Regions from separate parts of the Homo sapiens genome. Here region 2 is linked to region 1. The links are chromatin contacts, found by Hi-C or POLR2A ChIA-PET in ENCODE. All regions are on one chromosome and are shown on one strand. The core of a region is the stretch at or near the end of the contact, and the rest is flanking DNA. Distances in the headings are between cores, read along the strand shown.

The links. Hi-C counts contacts between places; a loop is a spot of excess contacts on that map. ChIA-PET counts read pairs that join two places held with the same protein, here RNA polymerase II (POLR2A). Pooled maps may share reads with other maps.
Region 2: a loop to region 1 is called in a map of PC-9, with 5 times the contacts of the local background. The contact joins two enhancer-like sites. A Hi-C loop is called at or near these places in 4 of 168 maps with a recorded cell type or tissue (Caco-2, Calu3, HepG2 and 1 more) and 2 of 50 pooled maps. POLR2A ChIA-PET finds 5 or more read pairs at or near these places in 1 of 52 experiments (WTC11).

Annotation. Positions count from the first base shown.
Region 1 is chr7:54,873,697-54,881,284 of GRCh38, forward strand. No RefSeq gene overlaps it. Among named protein-coding and RNA genes, the nearest start is that of SEC61G-DT, 120 kb to the left of the region's middle. Within about 2 kb of position 4,180, at least 2 of the 41 ENCODE cell types and tissues checked have a DNase peak (open chromatin) inside an H3K27ac peak, as active enhancers do.
Region 2 is chr7:55,129,500-55,137,087 of GRCh38, forward strand. All of the region lies in intron 1 of EGFR (epidermal growth factor receptor), which reads left to right. Among named protein-coding and RNA genes, the nearest start is that of EGFR-AS1, 56 kb to the right of the region's middle. RefSeq lists enhancers at 1,165-1,244, 1,255-1,414, 1,720-2,627, 3,141-4,340, 3,281-4,280. Within about 2 kb of position 4,397, at least 25 of the 41 ENCODE cell types and tissues checked have a DNase peak (open chromatin) inside an H3K27ac peak, as active enhancers do.

The sequences.
Region 1 (7,588 bases), core at 2,930-5,429:
ATATAAACAAATACATACATACATACCCAAATACATCATAGTCAAATTGCTGAAAACCAAAGATACAGTAAATACCAAAGGCACCCAGAGAAAAGACTACATGAAGAACAAAGATAAGGATGATGACAAATTTCTTAAAAATATGTAATCCAGAAAACAATGGATTGACACCTTTAAAATAATGAAGTTAAAAAAAATCCATCAGGCCAGGCTCAGTGGCTCATGCCTGTAATCCCAGCACTTTGGGAGGCTGAGGTGGGCAGATCACCTGAGGTCAAGAGTTCAAGACCAGCCTGCCAACATGGTGAAACCCCATCTCTACTAAAAATACAAAAATTAGCTGGGCATGGTGGCAGTCACCTGTAATCCCAGCTACTCAGGAGGCTGAGGCAGGAGAATTGCTTGAACCTGGGAGGCAGAGGTTGCAGTGAGCCAAGATCATGCATTCCAGCCTGGGCCACAAGACTGAGACTCTGTCTCAAAAAAAAAAAAAAAAAAAAAAAAGAAAAGAAAAGAAAAGAAATCCATTAATCTAGAATTCTAAATGCAGTGAAAATAAATATATTTCAGTAAGGAAGATCAAATAAAAAATGTTCAGGAAAACAACATGCAGCGATGAAATGTTAAAAGAAGCTCTTAAGACCAAGTAAATAATAATGCAAATCAAAATGTGAAACTAGACAAATTAATAAAAAGTGCTGTAAATGGCAAAACAAAGGTAAATACAAATAAAGTACATTTTTCTTAAGTCATTTTAAAAGATGATTACTTAAAACAAAAATAATAATAAAACATACGGTTTTATTACACATGTAGAATTTAAAAGTTTGACAAACATAGCATAATGAATGGAAGAGAGGAAATGGAAGATTTGTAAGGTTTTTACATTATATCTGAAGTTGTTTAATGTAATTTAAAAGCCGACTATGGTAAGTTAAGAATATACATTCAAACTTTAAAGCAATCACTAAAAAATTTTAGTAGATGTGGAAATAATAAGCCAATAGTAGAGATGAAAAAGGAATATAAAAATAGCCAATTAAACCTGGAAAAGCATAAATATTTCTTTATAAGGTTTTATAGGAATATGTGTTTTCATTTGTCTTAGGTATATACCTAAAAGTGGAATTGCTGGGTCATATACTATATGTTTAGACTTTTGAGAAACTGCTAGACTGTTTTCCCAAGGAACTGCACCATTTAACACTCCCATCAGCAATCTATGAGGGTTTCTATTTCTCCACATCTTCACCAACAAATATTACCTCTTTTAAATCATAGCCATCCCAGTGAACGTGAAGTGGTAGCTCACTGTGGTTTTTGTTTGCATTTCCCTTATGACTAACTATATGCAGAATCTTTTCATGTGCTTAGTGAACATTTGTATGTCTTCTTTAAAGAAATATCTATTTAAACTCTGTCCATTTTTAATTGGATTGTCTTTTATTGTTGAATTTAATAGTTCTTTATATATTACAAATATAGGTCTGTTATTCAATACATGGTTTGCAAATATTTTATCTCATTCTTTGGATTATGTTTCCACTTTCTTGTTAACATCTTTTGAAGAGCAAAAGTTTTCAATTGCATTATGGTAAAGTTCAATTTATCTATTTTTTCTTGTTACTTGTATTTTCCTTGTCATATTTAAGAAGGCTTTGCCTAAGCCAAGACTATAAAGATTTACCTCTATATATTCTTCTAAGAGTTTTATACTTTTGTTTTTTACATTTTTGAATCTATGATCCATTCTGAGTTAATATTTTTATATGGTGTGAGGAAGAGGGAAAACTTTATTCTTTTACATGTAGATATCTGGTTGTTAAAAAAGATTTGTTAAAAAGATTATTCTTTCCCCCACTTAATTGTCTTGGCATCCTTGTTGAAAATTAATTGACCATAAATGTAAGAGTTTACTTCTGAACTATAAACTCTATTCCACTGATATTTATTTTTATCCTTATGCTAATACCATACTGTACTCATTACTATAGCTTTCTATTGAATGTTAAAATTGAGAAGTTCGAGTTCTCCAACCCCCATCTTTTTTATGATAATTTTAGATATTGTGAGCCCATCAAATTTCCATATGAATTTCAGGATCAGCTTATCAATGTATGCAAAAAATGTAGCTGTGATTTTCATAGGGATTGTGGTGAATCTGTAGATCAATTTGGAGAACATTGGGGAATATTGCCATTTTAACCATATTAAGTCTTCCAATCTGTAAGTATGACATGGATTACCATTTATTTAGATCGACTTTGATTTCTTTCAGTTATGTTTTGTATTATTGAATGTAGAAGTCTTTTACTTTTTTGTTAAATTTATTCCTAAGTATTTGATTATTTGATGCTATTGTATTAATAAATGAAATTGTTATTAATTAAACCTAATTGCATCTTTGAATCTGAAGTGCATTTCCTGTAGTGAACATAAAGGTGGATTTTGCTATAATCTGAATGTTTTTGTCCCCCCACGAATTCTTATGTTGAAATCCTAACTCCCAAGGTGGTAGTATTAGTAATTGGGGTCTTTTGGAGGTGATTATGTTACATGGGTAAAGCCATCATAAATGGGATTAGTACTCTTTTATAAAGAGGCTGAAGAAAGACTCCTTCTCCCTTCCATCACATGAGGTTATGATGAGAAGACAGCTGTCTATAAAGAAGCAAGCCATCACCAGACACTCTATCTCCTGGCAGCTTCATCCTGGACTATCAAGCCTCCAAAATTGTGAGAAATTTCTGTTGTTTATAAGCCACCCAGTCTATGGTATTTTGTAATAGTATCCCATATGAACTAAGACAGATCTTTCTATATCTGGACTGTCAATCTATGCTTTTGATCAGCATAATTAATCCTTTCACATTTATTTTTATTATTGATAAAACTGTATTTATATCTTACATTTTATCTTTCTTTTTTCTATATTTCTCGTGTCATTTTTATTCTACTTTTTCTCATTTATCGCTTTTTTGCATTAAGTAAATATTTTTCTAGTGTGACTTTTATTTCCTTTAATGAACTTATGCAACTTTTAGTTCCTTTTTATTATATATTTAATTATTTTATGTATGCTGGGCTTACCACATACATCTTAACTTGTCAGAATATCCTTGGGATTTATACTAACTTTATTCTTGTGAGATACAGAAATGATATTTTCTATTTCACAGTGATAAGACATTGTCATTATGCCCTCTACCTTTTCATTTTTATTTTACCTTTTCCTTTCCCTTTACCCCTTTGCCTTTTTTACCTTAGTTCTTTTAGCACATTTTTGTTGTTGTTGTTGTTGTTGTTGAGATGGAGTCTTGCTCTGTTGCCCAGGCTGGAGTGAAGTGGCATGATCTCGGCTCACTGCAACCTCTGCCTCCTGGGTTCAAGCAATTCTCCTGCCTCAGCCTCCCAAGTAGCTGGGATTACAGGTATGTGCCACCACGCCTGGCTAATATTTTTGTATTTTTAGTAGAGATGGGGTTTCACCATTTTGGCCAGACTGATCTCAAACTCCTGACCTTATGATCCGCCTGCCTTGGCCTCCCAAAGTACTGGGATTACAGGCACGAGCCACCATGCCCAGCCCCTTTGAGCACATTTATAATAGCTTCTTTGAGGTCTTTGTCTGCTAAATTTTAAAACAGAACTCTCTCAAAGGCAGTTGGTGTTGCCTGCTTTTTTTCTTGTATATAGATTGATTTCCTTTTTTGCTTTTGCAAATCTTGTGATTTTTTGTTAAAAATATCATTTTAGATACACTATTGTAGCAACAGTGAATAGTCACACACACACACACACACACACACACACACACGCCCCAGTAGAGTTGTTGTTTTTTTTTTTATGTGTTTAGTGACCTTGTTGAACTATTTAAGAAAGTCTATATTTTTGTACTGTGCAATTTCTCAGTCACTCTTCAGAGGATGTGGCCTTGGCCATGTGCATAGTCACCAGGGATAATGGTGAATTTAGCAGGGCTGTTTTTGACTTTCTCCTTCCCAGTCATTCTGTTAAGCTGTCTGCTTGTCTCAGTATTATATCTAGCTATTATTATAGCTTCCATCAATTGCTAGCTGATTATTCCATTGTTTTTGATGATGCCCTTGGGCCTAAATTGCTTCCTATCTTTGAGGCCACTGTTGAGGTTTGTTCCAACCACAGGAGGGCTCTTTTTAGCTGTCTGTTTCCTGGTTTTCTCTGCCAAAGTTCCACCTTGTTTGTAGTGCAGCTTGCTCCTGTCATGGAACTACCAGCCCTCTCTTAATTACTTACAATCACTGCTTACCTCCACTGTTTCCCAGAAAGCCCTTAGGCTCGAATTTCCCTTACTTTCTGTTCCAAATAAAGTCAGTTCCTTAAGTGGAGCTTTCGAGCTTTCTCCTCTTAGGACCAACGTATCTAGTTGGGCAAAACCGTTGTGTCGCTGCTCTGGAGGTAGGGACCAGGATAGTGGCTTACTTCTCTGAGTGGCACCCCTGCTTCGCAAGCAGGGCACTGGATTGAGGCAGCAGCCTCTGGTCTTCTCAACTTGCCTCCTTTTGTGAGGAACCTTTGGCTTTCTAAGCTACAGGTGAGGGCAGTTAGGGCCCCAGTATTCTTGGCCTGCCATACCTGGGGTATGAGTGGGAGCTGGGTGGAGAAAGGAAGCCCCAGACCTCTCATTGTTCTTGCCTCAAACAGAGTCTCTGTAGCACTGAGCTGGTAGCTTGCCCTTCTCATAGAGATACTTCTCATGGAGATACTTAAGGGACTGACTTTATTTGGAACAGTCATACAAGGCCTATGTTCTTGGCCGATGGGAAAGAGCTTTGATCTTGCCTGCATCTATGCAGAGTAGAGCTGTCATTTTGCTGAGCTGGATGGGGAAAGAAAGAACAGGAAGTAGCTCAAATTTCACTGTTCTTAGCAAAATTTGGTAGATTTTCTTAAATAAATGTTTCTTTTTATGCTGTATGCCCATAGAACAAGTTCCAAAGATTTAAAATGTTTGGGTTTCTTTTCTCAGTTTCACCAATTAGGTTGTTTCACTAGGGAGAGGGTACATGTAGGTTATTATGCCAAAATTCTGGAAATTGTCTACCAGTATCATATAATTTTAAACTAAGAATTTCAAAATTAAAGAAGCATATTAATTGCTCTCAATTATAAAACACATATGCAATAATAATTTTGGAGGATTGTATTAAAAATCACAACACTTAGTGCTCTATGACAATGTTCATTCTGCTCATGAATCTGCAATTTGGCAGAACTTCTGCCAAAGAGACTGTTCACTCTTGCTTTATTCCATGTCGACTAGGGTTACTCAAAAGTTAGAACTGAAATAACTTAAGGGCTCACTCATTCATATTTTTGGTGGGTTATACTTGGAAAATTCAAACCGCTGCAGGTTATAGTAGCTAGGGCTTCTTGGATATCGCTATCTTTATGTGGCCTCCCCATGTGGTCTCTCTAGCATGCTTCAGGGTAGCTGATCTTTTATATGTCACCTAAGGGCTTCCAAGGCATGTGTCCTCAGAGACAGGAAAAAGAGGAAACTCTGACTTTTTATGACCTAGCCTTGGAAGTCATAAAGTGTCATTTCTGCTCAAGTCCCAGGCCCACTAGATTCACCCATTTGCCCATTTATCTTGGCATTTCTATTTATAGAGATGAGTAAGCATGATACTCAGAAAAATAAAGAAATTTACCCAAATTATAGACCTAATAAATGAGAGAACAATGATTGAATAACTCTGTCTGGTAATATTCAATAAATGCTATTAAGATACTTGGTCACAACTTTTATATAAAAACAAATTTACACCCTGCGAGCGAGAAACAAAAATTCCTTCTAGGAGATACCAGGAGATAGACAAATCATAGTACGGACAACTCACACATTTCAACAATGTTATGTGATGTGTACACCCCGCTAGTAGAAATGCAATGTTTCAAGGGAGGCTAAGAGATGGAGCAATTTACTCTTCCTTGGGGGTGAGAGGGACTGCCCGGCTGAGAGGTAACATTTGAGCAGAACCTTAGAGGATCTTCAGCGATAGATAGTCTGTAGTTGAGGAAGAGAGGTCAGAGCCCAGGCCCAGAGAGCACAGGGCCACGGAACTGACATGGGGGGTGTGGAGATTCAGGGAAGGCTGGGCACTAAAGCATAACTGTGGGATATGGTGAAGCCCAGGTGTTGGGGGAGGTGGGGTCAGGAGATGAGGCTGGAAATAGGTTAGGCCTTGCTTGTGAATGACTTTGAATGACATACTTAGAAGTTGCTCTTTAACTTATGACTAATCAAGAGCCACAGCAGTTTATAAGTAGAGAAGTGATACAGTAAATTCCACATTTAGAAAGACCACTTCAGTGATTACATAGAGAAAAATGAAGGGATTTAATACTGGGGAATAAGACACAAGACAGGAGAGCAATGTAATAGACGGTGCTCTGGTGTTGAGAATGACATCAGAGGCATATCTTTTGTGTTTTTATTCCAATACTGTTGTAAACTTCTGAAGCTTGAAGGTCTGTGCAGCAAAAAAATCTCAGTGTAGGTAGAGGTGTAGCAGGACAAGCAGCAGACAAAACCCCTCAGACACCGAGTTAAAGAAGGAAGGGCTTTATTCGGCCAGGAGCTTCGGCAAGACTCACGTCTCCAAAAACCGAGCTCCCCAAGTGAGCAATTCCTGTCTCCTTTAAGGGCTTATAACTCTAAGGGGGTCTGTGTGAGACGGTCGTGATCAACTGAGCAAGCAGGGGGTATGTGACTGGGGGCTGCATGCACCGGCAATCACAACGGAACAGAACAGGACAGGGATTTTCACAGTGCTTTTCCATAAAATGTCTGGAATCTATAGATAACATAACCAGTTAGGTCAGGGGTCAATCTTTAACCAGGCCCAGGGCACGGCGCCAGGCTGTCTGCCTGTGGATTTCATTTCTGCCTTTTAGTTTTTACTTCTTCTTTCTTTGGAGGCAGAAATTGGGCATAAGCCAATATGAGGGGTGGTCTCCTCCCTTAGAGGTATCAACTGTTATTTAATTACATTTTAGCAAAATTTTAAGGGTGGTTTTTCTAGCAGTAGGAAAGAGGAAAAACACCAAAATTTGACTAAGTTATTTGGCTTTTATTCAATTCGTTTTGCTCTTTTTTTTCCTGTGACATGAGTTTGTTCCTGAAGGGCAAGGTCAAAGGAGTTTCTGACTAATGTATCCCTAAACTTCGTGCTGTTTTATTACTCTTCCATTGAGGCCAGCACACCTTAATATGACATTTTAAAATTCACAACGTTTTGTTAGCAAAATAGTTACTTTTTTTGCACTTTTATTTTTTAAAACAATTTTTTATTAAAACAATTATCTTATCAGAACCAATGACGATACCCATCAGCCAGTGTTAGTAATGCCAAACAGGCCTCTCAGCTTGCACTATGTTAATTATATTCAAAATAAGAATCCACAGAAAGAACTCAAATAAGTACAAATATTTCTTAATATATTTTTGGGATGGAATTCCTAATAGAGTCTATTCCTTGCCTGAAACCTGCAAATATACATTACTTTTAATGTTGTTAAGTATGAGTCACAAGTAGAGGTAAGA
Region 2 (7,588 bases), core at 3,147-5,646, 260 kb after region 1:
AGTCACTCAGAATGGTCCAGGAGGAGTGGACAACCATTTGGTAGAGTATGGGAAGGCAGGGGCCCTGGGTGGGAGTGGTGAGGGTAGGGAGTGAGTATCCCAATCTAGAAGTAAATTGTGCCCAGCACGGAGCTGCAACACTGCCCTGCACACAAACACACACAAATAACAATCCCCAGCCCCTGCATTTCCCTCTCCGGTTTCAGGACCTTGTATCTTACTTCAATTCCTTTATTTAGCTGATGATGAAATAGGAAGAGCTTAGCACTAAGAAAATCCTTTTGGAGTTTGGCCTTGGGGGAAAATGAATCACTCCAACCAGGTCTGTCTTCTAGAAAGTATAGGATGAAAGGGCTCCTCATCACATACTTCCTGACCTCCTGCTAGGCCTTTCCCTAAAACAGGGGCTGGCAAAGCACAACCTGTGGGTCACGCCTAGCCTGCCACCTGTTTTTGCAAATAAAGTTTTATTGGAGCATGACTATATGTATTTGCTTACAGTCTGTGGCTGCGTTCACACTATCCCAGCAGAGTTGAATAATTGGGACAGGGACCATATGATGGGTGAAGCTGAAAACATTTACTCTCTGGCTGTATTCAGAGGAGGTTTACTGAGCCCTTCTCTGAGACATGGCAAGCGCTGCTTCAGGCTCATGCTTCACTAGATTCAGGCCTGGGGCAGTAAAGAGCCAGCTCAGGATAGCACTCCCGACTCACTCATTTTTTCAGGCAGGGGAGCCATCTAATGTCAAGTGCCTACGTGCAGGAACTGGTCTGTTAATTAGCAGCTCTCCTCATGGAAGGGATAATATATTCTAGAAACAGGAGTGCGGCCCTATTGCAAGAATGTCCTGAGCCAAAATTAAGATTCTTCTATGGCAGAAACTTGGCTGGGGCTTCTCCTGAGTTAACTTGGTAGTTGTTAGTGATTTTTGAGTCAGTTTTTCCTTGTCAACGACCCCAGGAATGAGTTTGGGATTACAGGGTAGCCAGGGAAAGGGAAAGCTTCACGCCCGCCCCCGGGACAAGGTCTGTCTTCACACTGCTACATCCCTTCACCCACTTTAAAATGAAACTTAAAAGGAGGATTTCAGTTGAGTAGGAAGTGAGAAGAGGGCTCATTTTAAAACAAGCGTTAAATGAAAACCCACACACACTCAGAGCACACAAATCCAACCACGCTTACAAAACCATCACAGAGGGTCAGGCGAGGCCCTTTTCTAAATGAAAAAGAACAGGGGTGGAGACTGTTCTGAGAGCATGCTGGGTTCCCTGAAGGGAATTCTCAGCTGTATGTGCCCCGCACAGGATCCCTGCTAGACACAAGGCCAGCTGCCTTCCTTTCAAGCCGCAGACGCATCCCTGTGTCCAGGCGGGCTGGTCAGCTGCGGTCAGCACCAGCTTCCCCGCTCCATGGTGAGGTCATCACAACATGTGAGCAGGAGGGCAGGCCGGCAACCTCTGAGTGCTTAGAGAAAGGGACGGGATTCCTCCTGTGCAACCCCTCTAGTCTCACTCAGACTCAAGTCTGACTAAGGGGCCAGGTGCTTTGACCAGGGACTCTCCCCTCTCACTTCCCTCCCAGGAGTCACAGGTACATGAGTCCTTGTTTTACAAATGAAGAAAACAGACCCAACATGATTAAGATGTTGCCTTCATAGGGGTGGCACCAGGATTCCAAACCATGGACTCCACTGAGCCCAGTGCCCACTGACATGTGCCAGTAACAGTGCAGCTGCCTGTGGTTCTGTCGACTAAACTGCCGGCAGAGGCTGGCTTTCCACCTTCTTTTTTTTTTTTTCACTCTTCAAACACTTTATGACATGAACATAAACTACTGGCTGCATCGTTCTGCTGACAACATGACATGTTTCTATAACTTGAAAAAAGCAAGCAGTGGACTGCTCATTGGTAAAATTGAGTCAGTAATCTTTTAGGAAGGTTATTTTTCTTCCTTTTACTGCTTCTCATCTGTTCCCCGCAGTAAAGAGGACAAGATGACGACGACTCAGGGAACACCTCCAGCCTGAAGCAGCACCATGCGAGCTTAGACCTTAGGGTCGGCTTAGAAACCACAGGCGGGGCGGCTTGGGCCCCTCGGACACTCCCTCTCGAAGCTGCTTCTCCCCAAGCTACCCCAAAGGCACTGAGCGCCCTCTGCCCCCCAGCAATTCAATTCACTGGCTGTCCTGCTCCTGTCAGTACTGAGAGTTGCATGTTTGACCCTCGGGGGAAAAGTCCAGAGGCCCTGGGGTGTCCAGCATGCTCTGAGGTCCCTGCTGCTGACCCCTTGCGCTGTCAGCATTCAGAGACATTCACACAGCACAGCCTCCCAGGCTAACAGCTGTCATGGAACAGTGGAGCAGCTAGACGTGGCCATTCTGTGGCCCAGTGCTGCAGAGGTCAAAGGGACAAGCGCAGGGAGCATCTTTGCTTTCAGAAAAAAAAAAAAAAAAAAGAAGCACACTGGTGCACTGACCTGCTCCTGGTGTCTTTGTGATTGCTCTTTTCTTTCGATTTTTGGTTGTCTTTTTTTTTTTGAAAGAGGGGCTTTTATGCTTTTTTCCTAATGTTCATGGGTAAACCAATGTAAATGTGTGTATGTTTATAGAGATGGCTTTAAATCGCAATTCTGCAGTAGAGATTGATTTTTTAAAAAACATGGGTAAAAATTGAAGAAAAATTTTAAAAGAACATTTAAACCATCTTGGGCTAGGGGTGGATATGCACCACCCCACGGAAGCCAAACAAAATCTCTCTGCAGATAAACATTTGCAAAAAGAATTTCCAATCCCAATTTTTGAGTCAGAGATCTTTTATTTCCTTGCAAATTACATATCTGTTTCAGGATTTTTGACTATAAGAAGAATGAATGAAGATGTGTTTCTTACAGATAACTATGAACAAACCAGGAAGGATAATAACTTGTATCCCCCAATTCGAATCCAGAGGATGGGAAGGCATAAAAAAAAGAAATGGAAGAAACTTTATTTTTAGTGGTAAATGGTGGGACTATGTATTTTACGTATGGTGAAGTCACCAAGCCCAACACTTGGCACTTGTAGGCAAGGTAGTCTTCTAATCTGAATGTGAAGTATTATGTTTTCATTTGCTTGGTAATGAGGAATATTGGTGCTTTCGTCCCAGTTCTCGAGCTGACTGACTTCTCTTTCTGACGTGTGTTCCTTTAGCACACCTCTACACTGCATGGCTCTGAGATGTCCTGTGACTGTTTCATGTGTAAAGTTGCCTCCCCAAAGGACTCACATATTCCTTCAGGGCAGTGAGTACTTCTGATTCATCCTTAGCAGCTACCTTCGCGCTACTTTACTAGATATGTTGTAGTTGAATTAATGAACAAAAGAACAAGCAACTTTGGTGCCTGGTGTGCATCTCAGAGCAGGGTGGAGTGAGCCTGGCCAAAGGGTCATCATGCAACCTCTGTGGCTGACTCCATCTGGCCACGGAGCTTCTCAGCCATGCTTGGTATTCACATGACTTCTAGGGCGACAGCTCAACCAGCAAATAAACAGCTTCATATGGGAAATATTACTCAGCCTTTGTCATCAAGGAGTGAGTCACGGGCCTGAACTGAATAGAAGATAGAGGAGAAAAGGTGTGTGGACTGGGTGAGACAGCGCCCAGCGAGGTGAACTCCCGGCAGCCCTGCCTGTCTTTACCTGCACATCACCTTGCTAGGGTGCCTTCGGTTGTGAGGGCCTGTCTAGGAAGAGAAGAGTTGCACCCTGGCAGGCAGCACTGAGCTGTCTCATGCAAAGCTGAGGAAGAAAGAGTGAGCTGCCCAGTGAGCCTGCTGGGGTGGTGGAGGCTGGGCTGGGCTGTGCAGTCTGCAGCCCCCAGCAGCCCTTGGCACCTTTCTACTGCCTGGTGCTCACCAGCTCTCCAGTAACAAAGAGGGACGTGAAGTCAGAGGGGAAGGGAGGTAGCACAGGGCAGTCTTGACTTTGAACAAAGAGCTGGCTTCCTGAAGTCAGCTGGCCGGGTTTTGAAGCCGATTTTCCAGCAGTGATCTTTGATGCCAACCCCATTTAGGAATTCTGTATCTCCCCCTACCTTCTACCAGATGTCTCTGAGCTCACCTTTGGTGATAATCATGCAATCTCCGTCATCCCCACGTCCACACTGCCCCATTCTGTCCCACCCCGGGTTCTGTGGTGCTGTCGGCTCCCCAGCGAGCCAGGAAGGGAGAGGCCAGCTCTGCTGGGGCTCCTGCCGCCCTGGCTCTGCACTGCCCTTCTCTGGCAGGTCTGAGGCGCCACTGGAGGAGCCACACGGCCCTGAAGCAGCAAGGCAGATGCCCTGGACACAGTGGAGGCACAGAGTGCAAGCACCGGCCTGGCCCACAGACTTTTGGAGGGGAAGTGGTATTATTCAGTTCAAAAGTATGCCTGTGTGTAAAGAGAGAGCCCCTGAACATGAGTAAGCAAAAGTCTCAGCGCAGAGATTAGACAAGTAGAATGCTGGCCCGAGAGGAGGCGTTTACTCACCCTCTGTCTAGGAAGGAAAGCCAGGCCCAGCACGCTCACTGCTATCTATCCTCTCACACAGAGGGATTTTGAATCGAAGCCAGCATCCTGTCCTTTCTCCAATGTCCCCTGCTCAGGAGTCAGGACTCAGCAAGGCCCACCCCAGCCACACACAGATACAGTTCCAGGACTCAGAACTCAGCGAGGCCCACCCCAGCCACATGCAGGTCCAGTTCCAGGATTCAGGACACAGTGAGGCCCACCCGAGCCACATCCAGGTCCAGTTCCAGGACTCAGGATTCAGTGAGGCCCACCCCAGCCACACACAGGTCCAGTTCCAGGACTCAGGACTCAGCGAGGCCCACCCCAGCCACATGCAGGTCCAGTTCCAGGATTCAGGACACAGTGAGGCCCACCCCAGCCATATCCAGGTTCAGTTCCAGGTAAATCATCTGCCTTCCTCCGTCCAAAAGCCTTGTTTCCTGTGTGTCCTTGTGTTTAAAATGGAAACGTTATGAGAAACTGCCTGCCAGGGCAAAGGGTGCTGCCCGGCACACAGTAGGGACTCAAAATGAAACTATTGTATTGAATACATAACAGATCAACGGGTATTGCTTTCTGAAATCTTTTTTAGCCCAATTTTGTTTCTTATAGTCCAATAACAGGTCAAATTCATTTCTGATTTACTAGCCATTCAGTTGCCCATAAAAAATGGAAAGTGATTTAAGATTATTAGTTTAAAAACCAATGAAGGTAAAACAGTTATCATTGAAGGCACATAGGCAGAAATAGATTGCAATAGTTGCTGCCATGTGAAGCCTCAGTGTCATGCTCCATATTTAGAGAGATCTATGATTTCTGAGGCCCTTTCATGTCCATGATCTCAGTACTGCTCACAACTGCCCTGTGAAATTCGCCGAGCTGGCCCCATGTCAATCAGAGTACACTGAGCACTGAGACCCAGCATGTTGAGATAACTGGCTAGAGATCATCCCATAATGGTACCATCACAATCTTCACACTGTAGAAGTTTGATGATGTCACTGGAAGCATATTCCACAGTCCCTTGTGAACTGGCCTTCCTGTGATCAGAAGCATCAGTGAACTCCCAAGAGGGTGGGAACTCCCAAGAGGTATTCTCACTCTACTTAGTGTATATTTTACAAATCACAAGCTTGGCTTTGGATTCTTTTAATGGCTAGAAGGAGAATCATGGGGTTGGAAGTCCACCAGTTTGGGTATTCTGTTCCCTAACTCAAAATAAAGAGATGTTATTTTCAAGTCTTCTGCTTGTTAACTTAATTAGAGATACATGAGTTTGCAGCTGTGCTGGGCATGCCGCAGCTTGGCATGTTTAGTCCAGAAGGCATATTATAATGTACATGGAAGATTGTCAGAAATTCAAAAGGACTTTTTGAGTATCACATGTGTATTTTCAAGTTCCAATATAGATTCACATTCAGTTTGACAGGTATCTTTGGATGCCTATCAGTTAAGAACTATTTATTAGTTGTGGAATAAAATAGGGTAAAATAAGGAACAACTGAGGAAAAAACATAAAATTTGCTTTGTGAATAAAAGTTGTCTTCAAAATTATGACTTTTTCCATCCCACAAAAGTTTTGATTAAACCCACAATGAAAATTTAAATAAGTGTATTTACTTTGGTTTAACCACTTATTTCATTATGACTCACAACTATAGGTTTTCTAGTTTCCATTATTACAAACTATTGTGTGGTTTAAATCAATTTCATAGACTAGTCTAGTTCTATAGTCACAATTTATAAAATTTTTTTATGTGGTAAATTGAGTGTCTTCATAGATGTACATGATTATTTCTCAATTTTTAAGGAATGTATTTTTTAAGATAGCCTTCTTTAGCCTTCTTTAACACTGATTTTTGTAAATTTTTTACAGATTTTTTTAAATTTTTGGTAATTTTTTAGCATAAAGTAATACATGGTCACTATGGAAAACATAAAAACACAAAAACTATGAAGAGTAAATAAGAAAAACACCCAGAAATTTACCATTCAGAAAAGGTCATTGTTAACAACACGGTGTATCTTCCTCCTGTCATGCTTCCGTGCATTTGAGCACATTTGAGATGTGTATACATGTTCACTTTGAGATTTTAGTATAGCAAAAGAAATGACCGGTCCTGATTCAATGAAACCTCTGGCAAACTCGCTATATTTTCCTTACATATTTTTAAGTTCATCCTATAAATGAACTATCCATTCATCTTATTTGAGATTTTCTTAAATCTTTCAGCAAGAAAGCGGGAAAAAAATCCTCCTCTGGCCTTTAAAGCCTAATTAAATATATGACTAAGCTAGAAATATTTTATAATGACCAACCAGAAAGTGGCAAGGACTGTCACTCTTCCCATACAGCCCACCTCCTCCTCTATCTCCCTCAGGCACACGGAAACGAGAAAGGCAGAGAAACCCAGGACAAGTCATCCAAGACTTTGGTCACATGGCCATCCATTGCTTTCACAACAAAAATATAAATCCAACATGTGTGTGTGCATTTCATACCAGTAGGTCCAATAAGCTATCTATATATACACATATGTGTACACACACACACACACATCCTTACAGACACTCCCCAGCTTACTACAGTTTGACTTAAGATTTTTTGACTTTACGATGGTGTGAAAGCAATGCACATTCAATGGAAACCATACTTCTAATGTTGAATTTTTTATCTTTTCTTGGGTTAGTTGATGTCTGATATGTTACTTTCTTGCGATGCCAGGCAATGGCTGGGAGCCAGAGCTCCCAGTCAGCCATGCAATCAAGAGGCTAAACAGCTGATACTATACAGTGGACTGTGTCACCAGCATTTTGGGGATATTGTGTTTTGTGTTTTTGAATCCTATCATGTCTACAAAATGCCATTTTCGACTGCTATTTTCAATTTAGGGTGGGTTTATCAGGACATAACCCTATGGAAAGTTGAGGACCATCTGTATATCTGGTAGGGAAAGATGGATAACAAATTCATAGGCAAATAATAATTTCATGATTATTATTAAGTTATTCCTACTTAATAATAAGTAGTGATCACTGCCAGGGAGCAGAGAATGCAG